Linked DNA regions of Homo sapiens: regions 2 and 3 are each linked to region 1. A link is an interaction called in ENCODE POLR2A ChIA-PET data of the cell type or tissue named here. Cell type or tissue: GM12878. All regions are shown on one strand.

Region 1 (8,000 bases):
CAAGGCGGGCAGATCACCTGAGGTTAGGGGTTCGAGACCAGCCTGGCCAACATGGTGAAACCCCATCTCTACTAAAAATACAAAAATTAGCCGGGCGTGGTGGCGCTTTCCTGTAATCCTAGCTACTTGGAAGGCAGAGGCAGGAGAATCACTTGAACTCGGAGGCGGAGGTTGCAGTGAGCCTAGTTTGCATCACTGCACTCCAGCCTGGGCAACAGAGTGAGATTTTTGTAGAAAGAGAGAAAGAAAGAGGGGGAGGGGAGGGGAGGGGAGGGGATGGAGGGGAGGAAGAAATCAGAGCTTGTCAAGAACCTACGAAAGAATTAAGGGGGCCAAGCATGGTGGCTCACGCCTGTAATCCCAGCACTTTGGGAGGCCAAGGTAGGCGGATCACTGGAGGTTGGGAGTTCAAGACCAGCCCGACCAACATGGAGAAGCCCCATCTCTACTAAAAATACAAAATTAACTGGGCATGGTGGCGCATGCCTGTAATCCCAGCTACTCAGGAGGCTGAGGCAGGAAAATCGCTGGAACCTGGGAGGCGGAGGTTGCAGTGAGCCGAGATCACACCATTGCACTCCAGCCTGGGCAACAAGAGTGAAACTCCATCTCAAAAAAAAAAAAAAAAGAATTAGGAAAAGAGAGTAATAACATATAGTAGCATTAAAGTACAACCACACCTTAATATCCTATGTAATCAGAGATTCTTCACAAATATCCATGTGAAAGTCCTAGGGTCAAGGACTGGCTAAGCCCAAAAAACCAGAGATAACTGAACAGACACAGCAGGAAGAAAAGAGTAAATAGCAAAGTTACTATTTATTGAACGGTGCCTGTCTTTTTTTTTGAGCTGGAGTCTCGCTCTGTCGCCAGGCTGGTGTGCAGTGCCGTGATCTCAGCTCACCGCAACCTCCACCTCCCAGGTTCAAGCGATTCTCCTGCCTCAGCCTCCTGCATAGCTGGGATTACAGGCACATGCCACCACACCTGGCTAATTTTTGTATTCTTAGTAGAGATGGGGTTTCGCCATGTTGGCCAGGATGATCTCAATCTCCTGAACTTGTGATCCACCTGCCTCAGCCTCCCAAAGTGCTGGGATTACAGGCGTGAGCCACTGTGCCTGGCCAAACAGTGCCTGTCTTAATACAGCAGGCATTATGCTAAATATATCACCTGAATTTTTACTTAATCCTCACAATAACCCTGTAGTTGCTATAATTTTTTTTTTTTTTTTTTGGAGACAAGAGTCTCTCTCTGTCACCCAGACTGGAGTACAGTGGCTCAATCTCAGCTCACTGCAACCTCCGCCTCCCCTGTTTTAGGTAATTCTCCAGCCTCAGCCACCCGAGTAGCTGGGATTATAGGCACATGCCACCAAGCCTGGCTAATTTTTGTATTTTTAGTAGAGACAGGGTTTCACCATGTTGGCCAGGATGTTCTCGATCTCCTGAACTCGCATCCACCCACCTTGGCCTCCCAAAGCGCTAGGATTACAGGCATGAGCCACCGCGCCTGGCCGAACAGTGCCTATCTTGATACAGCTGGCATTATGCTAAATATATCAGCTGAATTTTTACTTGATCCTCACAATAACCCTGTGGTTGCTACAATTTTTTTTCTTTTTTTTTTTTTTTTGAGACGGAATCTCTGTCACCCAGGCTGGAGTGCAGTGGCTCAATCTGAGCTCACCGCAACCTCCGCCTCCCCCGTTTCAAGTAATTCTCCTGCCTCAGCCTCCCAGGTAGCTAGAACTACAGGCATACGCCAACACACCCAGCTAATTTTTGTATTAGTAGAGACGGGGTTTCTCCATATTGGCCAGGCTGGTCTCCAACTCCTGACCTCCCCACCTTGGCCTCCCAAAGTGCTATAGTTGCTATAATTAATCCCATTTTACAAATGAGAAAACTGAGGCACACAGATAGCTTAAACATGTTCAGATTACATGGCTATTAAGCCATTACACAGCAGGATTAGGGTAAGAAGCCACGTCTGCCAGCCAACCCTATACTACATTAAAGTTTACAGAGCCTATCTTACGCGCTTTATCTATTTGCTACCACCCTGTGATATGATTTGAATGTTTATCCCATCTGAAACTCACGTTAAAACTTAATCCCCAATGTGGGTATTATGAGGCAGGTCTTTAAGAGGTGACTGTGTCATGACGGTTCTGCCCTCATGAATGGAACCTATTCATGGATTAATGAGTTAACGAATTTTAACGGATTATCCTGGGAGTGCGACTGGTGGCTTTATAAGAGGAAGAGACCTGAGCTAGCACACTCAGCCCCCTAACCATGTGATACTCTAGGCCACCTTGGGACTCTGCAGAGTCCCCACCAGCAAGAAGGTCCTCATTAGATGCACCCCTTGACCTTGGCCTTCCCAGCATGCAGAACTGAAAGAAATAAATTCCTTTTCTTTATAAATTACCCAGTCTTAACCAGGCCCACCCCTGGTTAAGGATGGGCAACAGGCTCACCCCTGTAATCCCAGCACTCTGGGAGGCTGAGGAGGGCGAATCACCTGAGGTCAGGAGTTTGAGACCACCCTAGGTGACAGAGTTACACTCCGTCTCAAAAATAATAATAATAATAATAAATCACCGGCCGGGCGCAGTAGCTCACACCTGTAATCCCAGCACTTTGGGTGGCCGAGGCAGGAGGATCACCTGAGGTCAGGAGTTTAAGACCAGCCTTGCCAAAATGGTGAAACCCCATCTCCACTAAAAATACAAAAAATTAGCTGGGTGTGGTGGCCGGCACCTATAATCCCAGCTACTCGGGAGGCTGAGGCAGCAAAATCGCTTGAACCCGGGGGGCGGAGGCTGCAGTGAGCCAAGATTGTGCCATTGCACTCCAGCCTGGGAGACAAGAACAAGACTCCATCTCAAAAAAAAAAAAAAAGAAGAAGAAGAAGAAGAAGAAATAAATAACCCAGTCTCAGAAATTCAGTTACTGCAACAGTAAACAGACTAAGACACCCTTATAATCCACTGTAAAGCAGGCTGTGCAGTTTGATGATCCCCAGTCTCAGAAATTCAGTTACTGCAACAGTAAACAGACTAAGACACCCTTATAATCCACTGTAAAGCAGGCTGTGCAGTTTGATGATCCTATTTTCCTAGAGAAAATAAGAGATTCAGGAAGGATGAATCATTCCCTCCCTATGGAGCAAGCAGCAGAGCTGGGTCTAGAATCCCCGTCTTTTAACTCTTCACCACTGTTTCTCCTCCTCAATATGCTTAGCTAGTGTGGTGGTTTCAAAAATATGTTCACAAATTACTTAATTTGCATCTCTTCAAAGGGCAGAACCTGAACTCTCCCTTGAGTGTGGGCTGTACCCAGTAACTCCCTTCTAACAAACGTGGCAGAAGTGGCAGTGTGAGGTCTTCTAAGGGTGTGTTATAAAAATGTAACCGCAGCTTCCTCCTTGCTCCCTCTTGATGAAGCCAGCTGACATGTTGTGAGAACATTCAAGAAGAGGTCCACAGAGCAACAGGCAAGGCCTCCTGCCAACAGCCTGGAAGCAGATCCTCCAGCCTCAGCCAAGCCTTCAAAATGACTGCAACCCTGAGCCAGAACCACCCCACTCAACTGCTTCCAAATTCTTAACCCACAGAAACTAAGATGATAAATGTTGCATTAAACCACTATGCTTCACAGTAACTTGTTATGTGGTAATAAATAGCTAATACAACTAGGGGCTGGGTGTGGTGGCTCACGCCAGTAATCCCAGCACTTTGGGAGGCCAAGGTGGGCAGATTACTTGAGGTCAGGGTATCGAGACCAGCCTGGCCAACATAGTGAAACCCAGTCTCTTACTAAAAATACAAAAATTAGCTGGCTGTGGTGGCGCACGCCTGTAATCCCAGCTACTCGGGAGGCTGAGGCAGGAGAATTGCTTGAACCCAGGAGATGGAGGTTGCATGAGCCAAGATTGCACCAGTGCACTCCAGCCTGGGTGACAGAGCGAGACTCTATCTCAAAAGAAAAAAAAAAAAGCTCTTGGCTAGTCATCAGAATTACATGATCCCTCCCTTAATTTCACACAGTAAATGCCAGTACCTCTATTGGTTAACATTCTATTCCACCTTGTGTCACTGCTAGTTGTTTACCTGCCTATCTCTGAGACTAAGTCATAAATCCCTTATTATCTAAGGTTCAATTTTCTCATCAGTAAAATGAAAGGGTTAGATTAAGTAATTGCTAAGGAACTCCCAACTCCAAAGTTCCATAAGGATGACTCTTAATTGAAAAAAGTAAGATAGCACAGTTGTAAGCTTCGACTTGGTAGTTTTAAATCTCAGCTCTACAACCTATCAGCTCTAAACAATGGGCCTGCTGCTGAACATTTCTGTGCCTCAGTTCCTCATCTGTAAAATGAGAATAATAGTGCTGTTAGAATTCTTCCAGGTAATGGTTTTGTTTTTTTGTGTTTTTTTTTGAAACAGTCTCCCTCTGTCACCCAGGCTGGAATGCAGTGGTGCAATCATGGCTCACTGCAGCCTTGACCTCCTGGGCTCAAGCAATCCTCCCATCTCAGCCTCCCAAGTAGCTGGGATTACAGGAGCGTGCCATCCAGCCCAGTTTGTTGTTGTTGTTGTTGTTGTTGTTGTTGTTGTTGTTGTTTGGTGGAGACAGGGTTTTGTCACGTTGCTCAGGCTGGTCTCAAACTCCTGAGCTCAAATGATCCGCCTTCTTTGGCCTCCCAAAGTGATGGGATTACAGACTGCCTTCAAGCAAATTCATCAGGCCCATGTTCCTGAATGCCCCAAGGTGAGCAGTAAGGAACAGAAAAACACTTTCCTTCTCCAGAAAATCCCACTCCTGAGCTGATAGGAGGGGATCTCAGAAAGAATCATCACAAAAGACAGGACAAACTAAAGAAGCTGGCAGACTTTTTTAATTCTTCCCAGTACAAACTGGAACTAGACATGCAGAGAGCCTTCCTAAAGGCAACGCCCAAATCCCACGTGAGGCCAAACTTCTCCCCAGGGAGACTGAGAGCCAATGTTCTTATCATAACACTCCTCCCCACAGTGCACCCACAGACAAGGAAGCCTGAGCAGTTGTGGCTGTCACACAACAGATGCAGCGTTCAGGCCAGAACCTTCCAGGACCTTCCTCTTTGCTGGCCCAACAGCTGCTGCATCTGCCTGGCCTTCGAGGAGCAGCCAGTATGTATGTGGCTGTGTGGAGCAAGAATGTGCCAAAATAAGCAACCAAGTCAATCAGAGATGGGTTTGGGGCTAAGTTGACATGGTAACAGGACCAGTCACAGGTCTCCCCATGTATGGTGGGACCACAGAGCCCTATGTCCTCCATTCATTCTTCTCTGGGCAGTTTCTGTCCAGGACAGCTATGGGGCAAATTCCACCTTATCCTTAAGACTCACCACCTGGGTGTGCGTGGCTCTTGCCCGGCAGCTCATCCAGCTCATCCACCCTGTACTCAGAGATGCTTTTTTCCTCCTGCACAGGCTGTGGGTCCTTTCCCCTAACGAATCACTCCAGGTAGTAGCCCACAGTCCTGGCCACAAAGGCCACAGGGTATGTAACTTAAGTAGCATAGGTAAGCATTACGATCCAAAGCACAAGCCACACATCATCAGGCAGCCTGGCACAATTTACTGGGAATCCACTCATGCATAGCAATGCAAGAGATCACACCCTGTTTTATGCAACAGTTGGGTACCACAAATAATCTGCAGCACAGCCCATACTCCTCTGTCCAGCCCTGGTCTCTACCTGCTGGCTGGGAACAGACATTGCTACTCCTAGCAGCCCACATGGCCTCCTGTTGTTTTTTAATAACAACTACAGTCAGATATATAACTCACATGTACAATTCACCCAATTAAAGTGCACAACTTAATGACTTCAGTATATTCACAGAGCTGTACAACCATTACCAAAATCAATTTTACAGTATTTTTATCACCCCAAAAAGAAACACATACCCATCAACAGGCACGCCCCATATTTCCCCCTCCCCACCAGCTCTAGGTAACCATAAATCTACTTTCTGTCTCTATGAGTTTGCTTATTCCAGATATTTGATATAAATTAAATCATATTAATAAGTGGTCTTTCATGACTGACTTCTTTGATCCAGTATAATGTTTTCAAGATATATCCATGTTGTAGCATGTAACAGTACTTCATTATTTTTACTGCTGAATAATATTCCATTGTAAGGATATGCTACATTTTGTTTATTCATCAACTGACATCTGAGTTGTTTCCATCTGGCTGTGATCAACAATGTTGCTCTTTCAGTTTTAAGTAACAGAAAATACAGCAGGGCACAGTGGCTAACGCCTATAATCCTAGCACTTTGGGAGGCCACAGCAGGAGGAGTGCTAGAGACCAGGAGTTCAAGACTAGCCTGCGCAACACGGCAAGACCTCATCTCTACGAAAAAAAAAAAATTTTTTTTTCATTAGCAAGCAAGGCACAGTGGCTCACGCCTGTAATCCCAACACTTTGGCAAACAGAGGCAGAAGGATCATTTAAGCTCAGGAGTTTGAAACCAGCCTGGGCAACATTACAAGACCACATCTCAACTGAAAATAAAAATTTTTAAAAAATTAGCCAGGCATGGTGGAGCACACCTGTGGTCCCAGCTACTCAGAAGGCTGTGGTGGGAGGACTGCTTAAGCCTGGGAGGTCAAGGCTGCAGTAAGCCATGATAATGTCACTGTGTTCTAACCTGGGTGAGAGAACCTGTCTCCAAGAAAAAAAAGTGATAGAAAATCCAAATCAACCCTGCTTAAACAAATAACTAAACGTCAAGCAGGCAGCCTTTGCATAAGACACAGCCTGAGTTAGGGTTTAAATATCACCATCAGGGCCAAGCACGGTGCCTCACGCCTGTTACCTCAGCACTTTGGGAGGCTGAGGCAAGCAGATCCCTTGAGGTCAGGAGTTTTGAGACCAGCCTGGCCCACATGGTGAAACCCCGTCTCTACAAAAAATACAAAAATTAGCCAGGCGTGGTGGCATCTGCCAGTAGTCCAGCTACTTGGGAGGCTGAGGCAGGAGAATCACCTGAAACTGGAAGGCAGAAGTTTCAGTGAGCTGAGACCATGCCACCGCACTCCAGCCTGGATGACACAGTGAGACTCTAAAATAAATAAATTAAATTAAATAAATAAATATCACCATCAGGATTGAGTTTCTAACTCTTGGCAAGGCTCAGTTCTCTGTTCATTTTCAGGATCTGCATGGTGACAAAATGGCTTCAATACCTCTATTTCACATCCTCTCCATTGAAGCTTATAGGAGAAAGCAAGAGCCTCTCCCAAATCCTCATGCAAAGGCCCTAAGATTAGCTCTGGGTGGGCTCTCCAACTGAAAAGTGGAAGGCACTAAGTAAAATAGGCCGTGCTCCATCCTGGAGCATGAAGGAAACTAGAGAGAAACCCAAACAATGTGAACCAAAAATGGACAAGAGATAATCCCTATACAAAAACTGAGGCCCATTTCGACTAGGATAAATGGAATCTGGGCAGCTGAAAAAATTTTTAAGCCCAGTTTAGAGTGTTGTGACAATTAAACCTGATAAATGCATATTAAAGTATGTAGCAGAATGCCCAATACACAATAAATACTTAATAAATGTTACTCACTATATTAGCTATTTTTTGTAGCTAATATAGTGAGTAATTTAGATAAACCCATGAAATTTGATAGTTTGGGGCAAAAAAAGACAATTTCACACAGTTCAACATCATACATACTCAGCTTAAAATTAAGGCAAGTACAACCTGTATTTGCTTTTTCATAGTGAAATGTAAGTCTGCATCTCTATTAGATATATTAAATACCCAAAAGAAGGAACAGTTATTTCCAAAATTTTCAAAACCTTGGGTTAAAAATGCAAGTATCTCTTCTTTAACAGAGATTTCTCTGGTCCTGTGGAAGATACATGATAGAGGCAAAATATGAGAAATGAAAGACCCTGAGACAGCTAGTACTCCCAAAGCATCTGCTA
Region 2 (8,000 bases), 1.2 Mb after region 1:
AAAGTACACTATTTTTCCTTAGTCATTAAGAGCTCACCCTGGTTAATTCTTTTTTATTTTTTGCCTGTTTATCCAATGACATTAGGAGGTCAAGATGTCTGGGTAGCTGTCTTACCTCCAATTCAGCAGAACCACTGTCACATGCCCTGGTGGAAGCATCCCTTCTTTGGGCACTTGTGCTCTATCTACCCCAGCAGGGGCCAGTGTCATGGGGATAAGAAGCAATATTTTATGAGTCTATCATGAGGAGTAATAGTGAAAGGTGCCACTTCCACTTCCATCCTCAGTTTCCTGGCACATGATTTGGCCAAGGGTACAACTGGTAGAGTATTTATTGTATAGGAGTGAAAGAGGCCTTTGTCAAATTTGTTTTCACAAAGTTTATCAACAGCTTATTGTTTATAAAGCCACTGAACCATGCTTTAAAATGATTAATTGTCAGAATTCAATATTTTTCCACATGAATTTGTGTTACCTTTGGGATTTTTCAATAAAAATGCAACTGTCTAAAATCCCTAGGCATTATTTCAGTGATATCATAATCATGGAATCAACAGAGGATGAACCCATGAAAATATAGAGAATCTTACACTTCTTTTAGAAATTGGGTATCCACATGAAGAAGTAGAAATGTGACATTATAACTACCATTTTGGAATGATGCTTTGTATTAGTCAGCTTAGCCTAGATTGATGACAGCCCCCAAATCTCAAAGGCTTACAACAGCAACCAAATATTTTTTGGTCACAGTAGATGTCAGCTGCATTAGCTATGATTCTGCTCTCCATTTTCAACCTAGGACCAAGTTGGAGTACCAGCCCTTTCACATCTTGGGATATAAATCTCAAGTGGTGAAGGGGAAAAAGAAAGAAAATGTTAGAACCTCATGAAGGCTCTTAATATCTTTCACTAAAATGCCATGTGTCACTCTCACCCACATTGGCCAAAGCCAGTCAGAGGGCCTGATGTGGAGTAGGGAGCATCTTGATGCCAGTGGGAGAGGAAGCTTATGCCTCTCAAATAATTGGGAACAGTAATGCAAGCTGTCCCATGCCCTGACATGAATATTTACTCCACTCAAGGCAAAGTAGTGCAATCTAAGCTGAAACTACTTTAAAAATGTTTAAAGCTTTTTATTTGGTTGGATAAAATAGATTTAAAAGAACAATCTTAAATCTTTTCTTGGGGCAGTACATTTTCTTAATATTTTTCTTCCATAAAAGGCAGTAATCAGGAAGCTTTTATTATCATAGTTGATTGGTTTTAGAACTTCAGTATAACAGTGCCGTCCAGAGCATGAAGAAGATGGCTTTTCAGTCTCTGTTGGTACATCGTCATGAGCCCTAGGATTTACACAAGAGAGTTTTTACTCACATTAATATTCTGAGAGGTTAAGTAAATTTCCTGAGGTCGTGGTCATATTAACTGGTGCATAATGGATTCAAACCAAAGATGATTCCAATATTTAATATACTAATCTTTCCATTTCATATTGATAAAGAAATCCTTGTTATTTGCTTGTTACTGTGTGAGATAAGAAGTTCCATGTTTTCTGTATGTCTTTAATGATCTTCAACCTCCTTTGGGACTCTACTTAAGATAAGCCTATGTCCTTAATTATGTCACCATGGATTCTGCCCTGGTGTATTCTGCCTTATGTTTGTGATTACATAGTTTGACTACAAGCTTGGAAAAGAAAGACCTAATATGATGCCTTGAATCAGCTGCCACTACATATACCAGAATATATTGTATTGCTTCCACTGAAAATTTTGATGTTATATTTCATTAATTCACCACTCTGGGTTGATCGAAAAGTACTCTAAGATTCTGTAACAGATCTATAGTTACTGAATGTGTGTGAAAGGAACAAATCAAATTGTTTTCCAGCTTGCAGGATGAATTATCTTCCTATAAAGGGTACCTATTATAAGGAAATTTTTCTTATAAATTTCAGCAGGCAGCTCCTAATTTACCTTATTCATTTTATACAAAACACATTGAGAAACTGTTTGCATGAAGTCATTGATTAGAAGTTACGTCTGGAATTGCTGTTTTAAAATACTCTAAAGGGATATCTTTTATAGGCTTTACTACTTAACACAGCCCACCAAAGAATGTTTCCCCATGAGCAATAACTAGGAATCTTAGTTTAACATATATATTGAATTTCTAGAATTATTTTGGCAGAGGAACACTTGCAATAGATACCTCATCAACAGGACTTTAAATAGCCTTGCCGACCCAGGGTTTTTAAAAAAGAATTTGGGGAGATCAGGAACTTAAAATTATTCTAAATGTCATCTGAAAAAAATACATACATGGAATGACCTGGAAAGGAGGAGGAAAAGGTAAAGGAGAAGGAAATAAAGAAGACTTGTTTGCCAACTAGAAAAACATTATTATAAAGTTACAGAAATTAAAAACCATCACTGAGCCAAAAGCAGGGAGACAAATCAATGTAACAGAATACAATGCCAAAACAGTCCTATAAATATGAGAATTTGGTATATAATAAGGGTATCATTTCAAATCTGTAGAGAAAACATGGTCCCTTTAATAAATGATATTGTGAAAACTGGCTAGTGTTTTAGGGTAAAACATTTGGATTTCTGTATCATTCCTTTGCCAAAATAAGTTCTGAATGGATCAATGACTTAAATATTTAAAAATAAAATTAAATATAAAAAGTACTTATTATGGATTAATATTTTTATCATGTAATTTCCTTGACTTTTCTGCATTTGTTGTTAAGGTGCATGTTTCATCGAAGCAAGGACCATCTTTACTTCAGTCACCATTGCATCTGTAATTCCTAGCATATCATCAGGCGCCCTCAGAAAATAGCTGTCAAAGAGCTAAATGAAAAAATTAATAGTTTACCAGACATAATTACTAGACACTATTGTTTCTTACAGTGGTCTGCATATCCATCTGTCCTGTTTAAGAAACTTATGGATAGAAGGGAACCTAACCATTCACATTCATCACTTGTAGGGAAAAGATCAATGAAAAAAACTAAATATCTCCTGAGGTCGATTATGGGGGTAAATAAGACTTGGGTAGGCTTCTCACCACTCAGCCAAAGAATACAAGCTTAACAAGAGTCAGTTATGTTGAATTACTGACATGCTGACATGCTGAGATTTTGCCTTTTCTATCCCCATCAGATTAACTGATAGCTTACAAGGCAAAACAGAAATCATTCTGGAGTCTCATGTCTACACCTGAGCATCAGTCTTTTTTTTTTTAACCCACAAACACTGGTCTTTGCAAGGTACTATAGTTCACTCCCCTGTCATAGAATACCTACATCTCTGTTATACATGACTTATAATGAGACTCTTCAATATGGCATTCTCTTGTTGATCAGCTGCCATGGCATTCATTCAGTATGGTAGAGAAGAGCACATTGATTGTTATTGCTATTGGCTAAATTTCCTGACACCTTGTCAGAATGACAAATGAAGGAAGCAGCAAGTCCTCACACAACCATGACTTCTTAGGCAGCATCACCTGGGGTTTCAACACCAGTAGTTATAGCAGGTAGACCATGAGCTTTGGGCCAAGACATGCCCAGTTCCAAACCCTAATTTAGACACATCCTAGAACCACAACAAGGTTTTTCCTTACTTGAAAGACTTTGTCAAAGGCTTGTTCCTGCTAGCTGACTCACTGCTGATACAGGACACGAGGAACCCCAGACATCCCACCATTCCTCATTTGGTGTCTGCCCACTTACACAGAACCCTGTCTGCCTCTTCTCTTGAGCCAGGCCCAGGTGGTAGGGAGCCACATTAAGAATGGTGGACAAAGAATGATAAACTCTCTCAAGCCCATTCCAGGACAATCCAAGTAATCTAAAGGAGGATTCATACAGGAAAACAAGTTAATACAATTAACCAGAATGAAGGGGTAAACTAGAGAGTTGGAAGGAAAGAGAGGAAAAAAACATAAGCAAAAGCTGAATGGTTGGGTGGTTCAAGGCCTAGATACTTTCATTAGGCCTGGAATTAAGTGGAAAAGCAATTCAGCTGCCTTCTGCATGAGAGAAAGAGAGAGGAGCCCGCATAAAGGCCATTTATGGTCCAGGACAGAGAGATGAAAGAAAGAGAATTTTTAGAGCCTGACAGAGAAGTTAGGAGGGAACAGTAGTAAAAAAGAGGGAAATTAGATAAGAAGACATTTTGAAGAAACACATAATTTGTTTATGTTTAAATATTTTATTCTTTGTGTGGTCTCAGTGGAAAATTGCCAAAGGGATGATGTGTTTTACTTGCTTCACAAAGGGCCTTGCACAGGGCCCCATGCACGCTTCCCATCCTTTATGGCTGACTCCTGCAATACATGTCCCCTAAACTCAGAGAACTCCCTTGAGGATCTCTTGTGTGGCCATTGCCCACATTGCTCTGGGATATCATGAGCATTGTTGCCTTGTACAGCTTTGCGGTTTACAAGAGAGTCGCTAAACATTTCACCAAAGTCATTCTGAAGATCCCCTTTCAACAGTTTCATGCAATGGCGATTTTCACTTCTGCAAAACTGCAATGAAGGCCACATCATCTTTTTTCAAGGTCTGTGAGTCACTTGAGATTATGGCTGTTATTAATAGACTGCAAAATCAACCATCTCCTTCTTCACCTCAGCCAGTCAGTTGAGCATTCAATATGTATTGAGAACCTATAATGCCTTTGCCTTCAAGAGGCACAGGTCAGTTCTGTCCTCAAGAAGCTGCCCCCAAGGTGTCCAGCTATGTTCCTATCTGGAGGGAGGAGAAGGCCATCCTTAATCTTTGGGGCTGATGAGTCCAGCGCTTCTTCAACATTTCCTGTCTCATAAACCCCTCCCCTCCCATTACTTTCTCTGAAAAAGTAATTTGATATTCTGGGAGAAAGGAGGAGTTTGGAGGGCAGGAGAGGTTTCCCACACCCCCAAATCATTCCAAGATGTCACTAAGGGCAGTCCTCTTTAATTCTTCATCTGCTGCTTTGGGGCATCTACCATTTGCTCAGTGGCACCATCTCACATGAAATCAAATATCCTCAAAATCCATCAACTGACGTCTTCTGTTGGAAAGGGATAACTTGGGTCTACTTCATTGGAACCTTCAAATTTAAGACTCTTGCCTAAGACTGTGGGTTGCTCTTCCATTACCACACCAATCAAATCAGCTGAATCTTAGAGAGCAGGGCTCTGAAGGAATAGAGGAGGGGTGAGAACACGCCAGGGGAGGACAGCAAGAGGTAAAAGATAAGTCTTTGACAGTCAGATCCCTGAGTACTAGGAGTGGACGTTTGGAGGCTCACTGAAAGGGAGAATGGAAAGATAAAAGACACCATAGAGCCAGGATGAACTCTGTCTACCACTGCACTTTGATGAGGTCCTGCTCAGTACATAGCTTAGAAAAATTCAAAGTCAAGTCAGGTCCCCTAAACCCTACCTAGCTAGGAATCACTGTATGTTCCCCTCCCTGAGTCATTTAAGTTGGCATAGGGGCAAACCAAATTTGGGGATGGTTAAAAGATAAAAAGGTGATTGATTTCCATGTCTATAGTTGTCATCTTACTCTAAGACCTCCCATAGTTTAGGGTATTATCAGTGTTATTAACTTTATTGAGCTCTCCTAGTAAACTAGACGTTTCAGGAATTGTACATACACAAAGTCACAACACATACACATCTGCATTTGAAATTCAGAAGCTGATGAAAGTAGGCCATACATGGGATGGGTCTCAAATCCCTTTACATGAAGAAAAGTCAGAGTAGCCGCCAAGGCACTCCTCACTCCTCACAGAGGAGTTGGGATTTTGGCAGAGGCCCAGGATGGGCACAGGTGTCAACTTCTCAGAAGTAGGTATACCAGAAAGAGAAGCTGGTAGGGGGAGGAACACATATGCTCTAAGACCAGCACTATCCAGTAGAAACATAATGGCAGCCACGTAGAGGAAATTTTAATTTTCTAGTAAACACATTAAAAAAGCAAGAGAAATATTAATTTAAAAGTATTTTCACCTATATATCAAAATATTTCAACATGTATCCCAAACCAAAATTATTAATGAGTTATCTTACATTATTTTCATACATTTTATTATTATTAAAGTTCTAAGGTACACGTGCACAATGTGTAGCCTTGTTACATATGTATACATGTGCCATGTTGGTTTGTTGCACCCATCAACTTGTCATTTACATTAAGTATTTCTCCTAATGTTATCCCTGCCCTAGCTCCCCACCCCACAACAGGCCCCAGTGTGTGATGTTCCCTGCCCTGTGTCCATGTGTTCTCGTTCAACTCCCACCTATGAGTAAGAACATGCAGTGTTTGGTTTATGTCCTTGTGATAGTTTGCTTAGAATGGTTTCCAGCTTCATCCATGTCCCTACAAAGGACATGAACTCATCCTTTTTTATGGCTGCATAGTATTCCATGGTGTATATGTGCCACATTTTCTTAATCCAATCTATCATTGGTAAACATTTGGGTTAGTTCCAAGTCTTTGCTATTGTGAACAGTGCTGCAATAAACATACATGTGCATGTGTCTTTATAGTAGCATGATTTATAATCCTTTGGATATATACCCAGTAATGCGATCACTGGGTCAAATGGTATTTCTAGTTCTAGATCCTTGAGGAATCACCACACTGTCTTCCACAATGGTTGAACTAATTTACACTCCCAACAGTGTAAAAGCATTCCTATTTCTCCACATCCTCTCCAGCATCTATTATTTCTTGACTTTTTAATGATCACCATTCTAACTGGCGTGAGATGGTATCTCACTGTGGTTTTGATTTGCATTTCTCTGATGACCAGTGATGATTAGCATTTTTTCATATGTCTGTTGGCTGCATGAATCTCTTCTTTTCAGAAGTGTCTGTTCATATCCTCTGCCCACTTTTTGATGGTTTTTTTCCCTGTAAATTTGTTTAAGTTCTTTGTAGATTCTTGATATTAGCCCTTTGTCAGATGGGTAGATTGCAAAAATTTTCTCCAATTCTGTAGGTTTCCTGTTCACTCTGATGATAGTTTCTTTTGCTGTGCAGAAGCTCTTTAATCAGATCGCATTTATCTATTTTGGCTTTTGATGCCATTGCTTTTGGTGTTTCAGTCATGAAGTCCTTGCCCATGCCTATGTCCTGAATGGTATTGCCTAGGTTTTCATCTAGGGTTTTTATGGTTTTAGGTCTTACGTTTAAGTCTTTAATCCATCTTCAGTTAATTTTTGTATAAGGTGTAAGGAAAGGATCCAGTTTCAGCTTTCTACATTTGGCTAGCCAGTTTTCCCAACACCATTTATTAAATAGGGAATCCTTTCCCCATTGCTTATTTTTGTCAGGTTTTTCAAATATCAGATGGTTGTAGATGTGTGGTGTTATTTCTGAGGCCTCTGTTCTGTTCCATTGGTCTATATATCTGTTTTGGTACCACTACCATGCTGTTTTGGTTACTGTAGGCTTGTAGTATAGTTTGAAGTCAGGTAGTGTGATGCCTCCAGCTTTGTTCTTTTGGCTTAGGATTATCTTGGCTGTGAGGACTCTTTTTTGGTTCCATATGAAATTTAAAGTAGTTTTTTCCAATACTGTGAAGAAAGTCAGTGGTAGCTTGATGGGGATGGCATTTCACGATATTGATTCTTCCTATCCATGAGCATGGAAGGTTATTCCATTTGTTTGTGTCCTCTTTTACTTTGTTGAGCAGTGGTTTGTAGCTCTCCTTGAAGAGGTCCTTCAAATCCCTTGTAAGTTGGATTTCTAGGTATTTTATTCCCTTTGAAGCAATTGTGAATGGGAGTTCACTCATGATTTGGCTCTCTGTTTGTCTGTTATTGGTGTATAGGGATGCTTGTGATTTTTGCATATTGATTTTGTATCCTGAGACTTTGCTGAAGTTGCTTATCAGCTTAAGGAGATTTTGGACTGAGGCAATGGGGTTTTCTAAATATACAATCATGTCATCTGCAAACAGGGACAATTTGACTTCCTCTTTTCCTACTTG
Region 3 (8,000 bases), 460 kb before region 1:
CAAAGCAGAAATGATATGTGCTGCTAGGAGCATTATTTGGCTCTCCTGTCTGTGACAGCCACCAAAGGCAACAAGAATAATGAAAAGAGATATGGTGTAGACAGGCTGACAGAAATGTCTGGAGGGAGCTCTTAGAGTGACTTAAACAGCCCCAACCTTGTTCTAGGATCTCACTAGACTCAGTGAATCACTTTGAACACAAATTAATCCAGCTACCAGGAATCTAAGAAAAAGAAATTGAAAGTTATTATTTTCTATTGTTATGACTTCTCATCCTTATGAAAGTGTTCTTCTTTTGCAACACTTTGCATATTGATCACAGATTTTCTTCTCAATGCTCATTCACTTATTCAACAAGAATGCATTGGGTGATACATTGAGGAATGCATTGAATGTATGTGAAGGTGCTAAAAGGAATGTTTAGAATAGCTATCCTTTTGGTGTGCTGAGAGTCTTCAGAGCATCTCCTAATCACTCTCTTAGAGAAGCAAATACAAACCCACAATAACATGGAAGATGGTAGAATGTTTAGCTTTTTATTTCCAAGGAATTTAATTTTCAAAATAATAGTGGCACATTTTTCCCAGTTATAAAAATGATGTGTGTTCAGCTCACTGTAAAAATAAAAACAGAAAAAGAAAAATCAGACAATTTTTCTTTTTCAGAGTCAAAAAACATCCTAAATCGTAGGGCATGGTGGCTCACACCTGTAATCCTAGCACTTTGGGAAACTGAGGCAGGCGGATCACAAGGTCAGCCGTTCAAAACCAGCCTGGCCAACATAGAGAAACCCCGTCTCTACTAAAAATACAAAAATTAGCCAGGTGTGGTGGCGGGCACCTGTAATCCCAGCTATTCCAGAGGCTGAGGCAAGAGAATCACCTGAACCCGGGAGGCAGAGGTTGCAGTGAGCTGAGACCACGCCACTGCACTCCAGCCTGGGTGACAGAGTGAGACTGTCTCAAAAAAAAAAAAAAAAAAAAAAAATCCTAAATCTACCATTCAGAGCTCAACTAACATTATGGGGTAGATCCTTCCATATTTTTTCTATGTACATATAAACATATTTGATTTTCAAAAATGAGATTCCATTAATCATGCTACTTCATATCCTGCTTTATTCTTTTATTATGGTATGTATGTTATTCATTTATTATAGAGCTATACAATCATTTTAAATGGCTGTATAGGCTGGGCACAGTGGCTCATGCTTGTAATCCCACGCTGAAGCAGGAGGATTGCTTGAGGCCAGGATTTCAAGACCAGCCTGGACAACATAGCGAGAAACTATCTCTACAGAAAAAAAAATGTTTTTAATTAGCCAGGCATTTGATTGTATGCACCTGTAGCCATAGCTACTCGGGAGGCTGAGGCTGGAGGATCACTTGAGCCCAAGAGTTCGAGGTTGCAATAAGCTGTGATCATACCACTACACTCCAACCTGGCTGACAAGGCAAGACTCTGTCTCTAAAAAAAAAAAAAAATTGGCCTGGCACGGTGGCTGACACCTGTAATCCCAGCACTTTGGGAGGCAGACGTGAGCTGATCACTTGAGGTCAGGAGTTCAAGACCAGCCTGGCCAAAATGGTGAAACTTCATCTCTACCAAAAATACAAAAATTAAAGGGGCATGGTAGTATATATCTGTAGTCCCAGCTACTCAGGAGGCTGAAGCAGGAGAATCGCTTGAACCTAGGAGGCTAGGAGGTGGAGGTTGCAGTGAGCCAAGATCACGCCACTATACTCCAGCCTGGGTGACAGAGCAAGGCTCCATCTCAAAAAAAAAAATTAAAATTAAATAACTATATAGAAGTAACCAAGGTTACTCTCCATTTTTTGCTATGATAATCTTATGTGTACAACTTTGTTGTATTATCATAGTACATTCAGAGCATTTACAAACATTTATTAAATGCTATTCACTGGGCTCAGTGCAGTGGCTCACGCCTGTAATCCCAGCTCTTTGGGAGACCAAGGCAGGTGGATCGCCTGAGGTCAGGAGTTCGAGACCAGCCTAGCCAACATGGTGAAACCCCATCTCTACTAAAAATGCAAAAATTAGCCAGGCATGGTGGCATACCCCTGTAATCCCAGCTACTCAGGAGGCTGACGTGGGAGAATTGCTTGAACCTGGGAGGCGGAGGTTGCAGTGAGCAGAGATCGCACCACTGCACTCCAGCCGGGGCAACAGAATGAGACTCCATCTCAAAAAAAAAAAAAAATGCTATTCATTGGACTTTAAGCACACAACCTGGTATTAATACAGATGCCAGTCTCCATCTGTGCACAGCAGAGAAAGAAGTAGAGTAATAGGCAAGACCATATCAAGACTCAGACTTGTCTAGGGGTTAAATCTAAGTAAAACACCCAACAAACAGCAGAGCCGGACCTAATCTGCCTTTGCTCTTTGTTATCCTTACAGTGGTATGGATACTACTCAGAGTCCTAATCAGTGAGTTACTTTTGTCATTGTTAAAATAGCATTAATAATATTACCTGCCCCGTAACGGTATTTGCAGGATTGCATAACATAATGCACATAAAGCACTTAGCACAATGCCTGGCTAACAAGTAGTGCTCAGTAAAGGTAGCTATTATCATTATAGGGAACTCTTAACATCCAAGTCAAGGGTCTTGCAGGGAACAAGGATTACAGCTGATTTCTAAGCTTTTCTGGGAGATGTCCTTACCAGGGACATCATTTAACTCAGAGCATGACCACATTCATAAAACAGAAGACAGTCTCCCAGGGTTCAGTCCGCTGGCACCTTCACTCCACCTTCCAGCCAAAGGTCAAGTATTTCCAGCACTCAGACATCATCCTTGATGCCTATAAAACTCTCAAGTTATTTTTAAATTCTTAAGTCCAAACAAGCACTAAGAAAGTGTATGAATTTTTTATTTTATTATTTGTTGAAATAAGAAAAACTTCACAGGGAGGTCTAAGAAACTGCTTTTCTCAATTCTACTCTATTTCATCTCCTCTCTCTGTCTCCCTAAAGAGGATAAATGTTTAATGCTGACCTTATTCCTCAAAACCACCCTGTAAAATAGGTATCATGTCCACTTTACAGACAAGAAAAGCAAAAGCATGGCAAGTAAAATGACTTGGCCACATCTAGGAAGTAGCCAACCCAGGATCCAAACTTTTATCTGGCTGCTTCCAAAGTCCAGGTGCTAATAATCTTACACTTGAGTGTACATGAGAATCACCTGGGATCTCAATACTGATTCTGTAGTTTCAGGTGGGACCCTGGAACCTGCATATTCCCAAATATGCAGGTGATCGAGATCCAGGGAGGTTCACAGGCCATAATTAGAGAAACACTGTCCTTGGCCATACAACATTAATGAAGTCCAGCCATAGGATTTTCTTCTCCTAGTCATTACCAAAGTAGCTTTATTGAAACTTCAGTACACCTCAGAATTAGCCATGTGTATATCCTGGATATTTGCCAATTTATGAAATGGTTCCCAGACCAGAGCTGGGACACACCTGGTTTCCGGATGTTTCTGCTGCATCTGTAGAAATCTTCACCATATCATCGCCCCAGGACAGAGTCAAATCAATTGGGTGACCTTTCCTTCTCTGAAATCCTAATCATCTATCCCCTAGGCCAGATTATCTTATCAGCTACTGACCCAGTTAGCTTTCCTACTTCACAACAGGTTTCTAATGCTTTATGTCAGTGTGAGAGAAATGGCAAGTTGGGAAAATTTGTGACATTGCATTCAGGAGGCAGTGAGGTAGAGCAATAGCTTTCAAACTAGATTCCATCAACCCTCAGGACACTGCAGAGGTGCAACAGGGAAAAGGGGCAGGGGAGAGAGAAAAGCCTGGGAGCTCTGAGCCCTTCATTAGAGCAGCTGTGCTCAATTCTGCTTCATATACAGAACCGGGATTTCTAAAAGAGTCACTCAAAAGCTTTTCAGTGGGGGGAGTGGGAAGGGAAACTGAAAAGAGAGAAGTCACAAGAGCTGGATTCTAACCCCAACTCTTCAGTTAACTTGGTATGTGACTTTGGGCAAATTGCTTCATCTCTCTGGGCTTCGGTCTGCTTACCGGAAAAAAAATGAAAACATTGGAACCATTGATGCCTGTCTTAGTCTGCTAGGGCTGCCATAAAAAATCCCACAGACCTGGTAGCTTGAACACAGAAATTTACTTTCTCACAGTTCTGAAGGCTGGAAGTCCAAGATCAAGGTGTGACAGGTTCGATTTCTCCTGAGGCCCCTCTCCTTGGCTTGTAGATGGCGGCCTTCTTGCCGCGTCCTCAGATGGCTTTTTCTTGGAGCATGCGCACCTGGTATTTCTTCCTCCTATAAAGAGATCAGTCATATTGGATTAGGGCCCCACCCTGAAGATCTCATTTTATCTTAATTGTCCTCTTAAAGGCGCTATCTCCAAATACAGTCGTATTGGGGGTTAGGGCTTCAATATTTACACTTTGGGAGACATAATTCAGTCCACAGCCTAAGGCTCCTTTCAGTAAACACCAGGGGTTGTTGAGCAGCAACTATGTGCCAGGCTTTCCTCTGGGTGCTAGGGACACTGTGGCTTCTCAAAAATGCCCGTTGTCTGCAGCCATACCCACCTGAACATGCCCAATCTTGCCTGATCTCAGAAGCTAAGCAGGGTCAGGCCCAGTTACCACTTGGATGGGTGAAGTGGCCCTTGCACTTGAGGAGCTCACTGTCCAAAAGGTGAGCTCCATTAACGGATGACTGGGGCAAAACAGAAACCCAAAAAAGATAAGAACAGTTCAGGAAGTGGCTCCCAGGGAAGCAACCTAAGATGAAATGATGAAATGTGAAACATGAACAGGTGTTCACCAGTTAGAAAACTGGAGGAAGGGCTTTTCCAGCAAAAGGAGCAAAGGCCCAGAGGTGGAGCAAAGGCCCAGAGGTAGAACACATCCAGGGTGCTGGAGTGCAGTCTGAGGTGGGAAACCCCAGAGGAGGGGCTGGAGCAGGGAGAGGCCACAGGAGGCCTCATTAGCTGTGCTAGGCAGTTATGCATATTCAGTAGAAGGTATCACTGCTAAAAAGTTTTAAGCTGGGCTGGGCTCGGTGGCTCATGCCTGTAATCCCAGTACTTTGGGAGGCCAAGGCGGGTGGATCACTTGAGGTCAGGAGTTCAAGACCAGCCTGGCCAACATGATGAAACCCCATCTCTACTACAAATACAAAAATTTGCTGGGCATGGTGGCGCACACCTGTAGTCCCAGCTACTTGGGAGGCTGAGGCAGGAGAATCAGTTGAACACGGGAGGCAGAGATTGCAATGAGCCAAGATTGCACCACTGCACTCCAGCCCAGGTGACAGAGTGAGACTCCATCTCAAAAAAAAAAAAAAGTTTTAAGCTGAAGAACAATCTATTTATTTCTGCATTTTAGAAAGCCCCAAAATTCTAAAATTCTATTTAGCAGTCTCTGGCTTTCCATGACTGCCACGTCATTTGTGGCTAACCAGTGTCAGCCAGCTGGTGATGTATTGCACAGCTACTAAATGCCTTAATTCTTGGTTACTTCTCTCACAGGGCCGTGGGTGTGTGTGCTTATGTGTGTGTGTTCATTAGATCTTGGGTATAAATTGCCTTCTGGACTCTGCAGTCCGCTTCCCTTTGGTCTAGAGAGGAAGCATACATCATACTCAAATGTCTTATTTCATTACAATAAACACCCATAAGGATAATTAGGACCAGGACTATTACATTTGTGGTAACAAAGGCATGTAAAACTTCATGATCCTGAACTCTCTGCCTGCTAAAGATTCACTAAGACCATAGGTTCACATGCTGAGAAACGAAAGCCTCACAGCTTCCTGGAGGAGAGAATGCACTTAAGGTTTTAAAGAGCTGTACCTTACCACAATATCACTGAAACTTACAGAGTATTTAGAAGAAAGGGGAACATCACTTGGGTTTTTATAGATAATTGTTAGTAATCTACTTATTAAACACACTGATTCTAGTGCTTTCTGAGAAATTTGCAAAAGACAATCCTTTCTATTGTAAATTCCTTGCTAAAAGAGGATTAAATAAAGCATTAAATAAAGCAATTAGATGCACAAACACAGATATATCAATATACTTTGTTCAGGTAATATAATTAATGACAACATCTTCTCCCAACCCAGAAAACCTTTCCATAAAGGTAGTAGAAAAAGAAAAGGTGTATTACTGAATAAGAATTAAACCAGAATGGGATCCACATCACAGGCAATTTGCTAAGAGACTGCTGACAGAAAGAAATGTCACCCCTTTTTTTTTTTTTTTTTTTTTGATACAGAGTCTCACTCTGTTGCCCAGGCTGGAGTACAGTGGCACCATCTCGGCTCACTGCAACCTCCACCTCCCAGGCTCAAGTGATTCTCCTGCCTCAGCCTCCCTAGTAGCTGGGATTACAGGCACCCACCACCACACCCCGCTAATTTTTGTATTTATTAGAGACAGGGTTTCAACAGTTGGCCAGGCTGGTCTCGAACTCCTGACCTCAGGTGATCTGCCCGCCTCAGCCTCCCAAAGTGCTGAGATTACAAGTGTAAGCCACTGTGCCCAGCCGAAATCTCACCCTTTTATATAGCCAGTACCACCCATTACATAAAAGTTCTCAAGACACACAGTAACTAGTCCTCAAGTAAGAGGACTGGGCAGCACCATTTATTACATATAGTGCATCCTAAATTCACCTGGTAATTGAGGGTGATTATCTGTTAATTAATTGGTTTTATACAAAGGGAAAATAAACTTCTCTTGTCTTTATGACAGGTAGTTTTACAACTGGAAGCAAGGCACCTCCCAAAGTTAGGCTCCTGCCCTCACTCAGAAACTGGGAGAGAGGGGCACAATCTCCTCTGATGTTTACATTTCAAAGATATGGCTTCCAGTTACTTCAGAAAGACATTTATGGGCCACGAAGCTGGAAAGGGCCAGGCGCGGTGGTTCATGCCTGTAATCCCAGCACTCCGGGAGGCTGAGGTGGGAGAACTGCTTGAGCTCAGAAGTTTGAGGCTGCAGCGGGCTGTCATCTTGACACTACACTCCAGCTTCAGTGACAGCATGAGACACTGTGTCTAAAAAAAAATTATTGGCTAGGCATGATGGCTCATGCCTATAATCTCAGCACTTCGGGAGGCTGAGGCAGGCGGATCGCTTGAGCCCAGGAGTTCGAGACCAGCCTTGACAACAAAACTCTGTCTCTACAAAAATTAGCCAGGCATGGTGGTATGCGCCTGTAGTCCCAGCTACTTACGGGGCTGAGGTGGGAAGATCGCTTGAGCCCAGAAAGTCAAGGCTGCAGCGAGCTGTGATTTTGCCACTGCATTCCAGCCTTGGTGACCGAGTGAGACCCCATCTCTAATATATATATATATATACTGTCAATATTTATTGAGCTCTTTCTATGTGCCAGGTTTATACTTTCTGTTATAAACACCTTATAAGCATCATTTCAATCTTCATGACAGGTTGGAAAGGAAGTACCCCAGCCTATTGAATGGGGAAATTGAAGCACAGATATGTAAAACATCTTCTCTAGAGTTACCCAGCTGGTAAGTTGTTGAATTAGGGTTGAAAGCCAGGGAGAATGGCTCCTGAACACACACATTTAACCACTGAACTATATGCCGCCGAGAAAATCAGGAAACATATTATCAAGGAAGGCCAATTGACTTCAAGATGATATTTGGAGAAAGAACACCTGTGGGACAGACCTCGCTGAGAGAGAGAGAGTACCTCTGGCAGGAAGGGAAGTAAGGACAGAATCAAGAAACGGGAAAATGATACGAAGCTGGTAGTCTTTCCCACACAGGAAGGAGAGGAAGCTTAAAGGAACATGTATGAAGCTCAATATTAAATGACAATGAACAGAGATGAATTTATTATTTTGAAAAGCCAACACTTTCAAAGTATTTCAAAGGACAGCACTTTCAGGAAAGTGCATGTCAGTCACTAAAGTAGGGACAGAACATTAAGATCACCCCCTAATTTATTAATTCTTT

The links. ChIA-PET counts read pairs that join two places held together with the same protein. Peaks named below come from ENCODE experiments on the same cell type or tissue, not always from the same donor. Only the 100,000 strongest peaks of a DNase experiment are listed, where the experiment ranks them.
Region 2: POLR2A ChIA-PET joins it to region 1 with 5 read pairs; 1 of 35 experiments calls an interaction of 5 or more read pairs at or near these places.
Region 3: POLR2A ChIA-PET joins it to region 1 with 6 read pairs; 1 of 35 experiments calls an interaction of 5 or more read pairs at or near these places.

Annotation. Positions count from the first base shown.
Region 1 is chr7:105,348,911-105,356,910 of GRCh38, forward strand. All of the region lies in intron 2 of SRPK2 (SRSF protein kinase 2), which reads right to left. It also overlaps the pseudogene LOC124901716. Among named protein-coding and RNA genes, the nearest start is that of SRPK2, 36 kb to the right of the region's middle. RefSeq lists an enhancer at 3,444-3,523. In GM12878, no CTCF peak of the experiment used is centred here; DNase peaks (open chromatin) are centred at 3,411 and 4,994; H3K27ac peaks cover 2,297 bases.
Region 2 is chr7:106,548,448-106,556,447 of GRCh38, forward strand. No RefSeq gene overlaps it. Among named protein-coding and RNA genes, the nearest start is that of CTB-30L5.1, 46 kb to the right of the region's middle. RefSeq lists an enhancer at 4,424-4,723. In GM12878, no CTCF peak of the experiment used is centred here; a DNase peak (open chromatin) is centred at 4,514; H3K27ac peaks cover 1,811 bases.
Region 3 is chr7:104,891,746-104,899,745 of GRCh38, forward strand. The region is part of intron 2 of LHFPL3 (LHFPL tetraspan subfamily member 3); the gene reads left to right. It overlaps LHFPL3-AS2 (LHFPL3 antisense RNA 2), which reads right to left. Exons shown (of 4, transcript NR_027374.1): 4 at 2,883-4,319. Among named protein-coding and RNA genes, the nearest start is that of LHFPL3-AS2, 31 kb to the right of the region's middle. RefSeq lists an enhancer at 5,672-5,811. In GM12878, no CTCF peak of the experiment used is centred here; DNase peaks (open chromatin) are centred at 3,476, 3,986, 4,607, 5,746 and 1 weaker place; H3K4me3 peaks cover 2,734 bases; H3K27ac peaks cover 5,226 bases.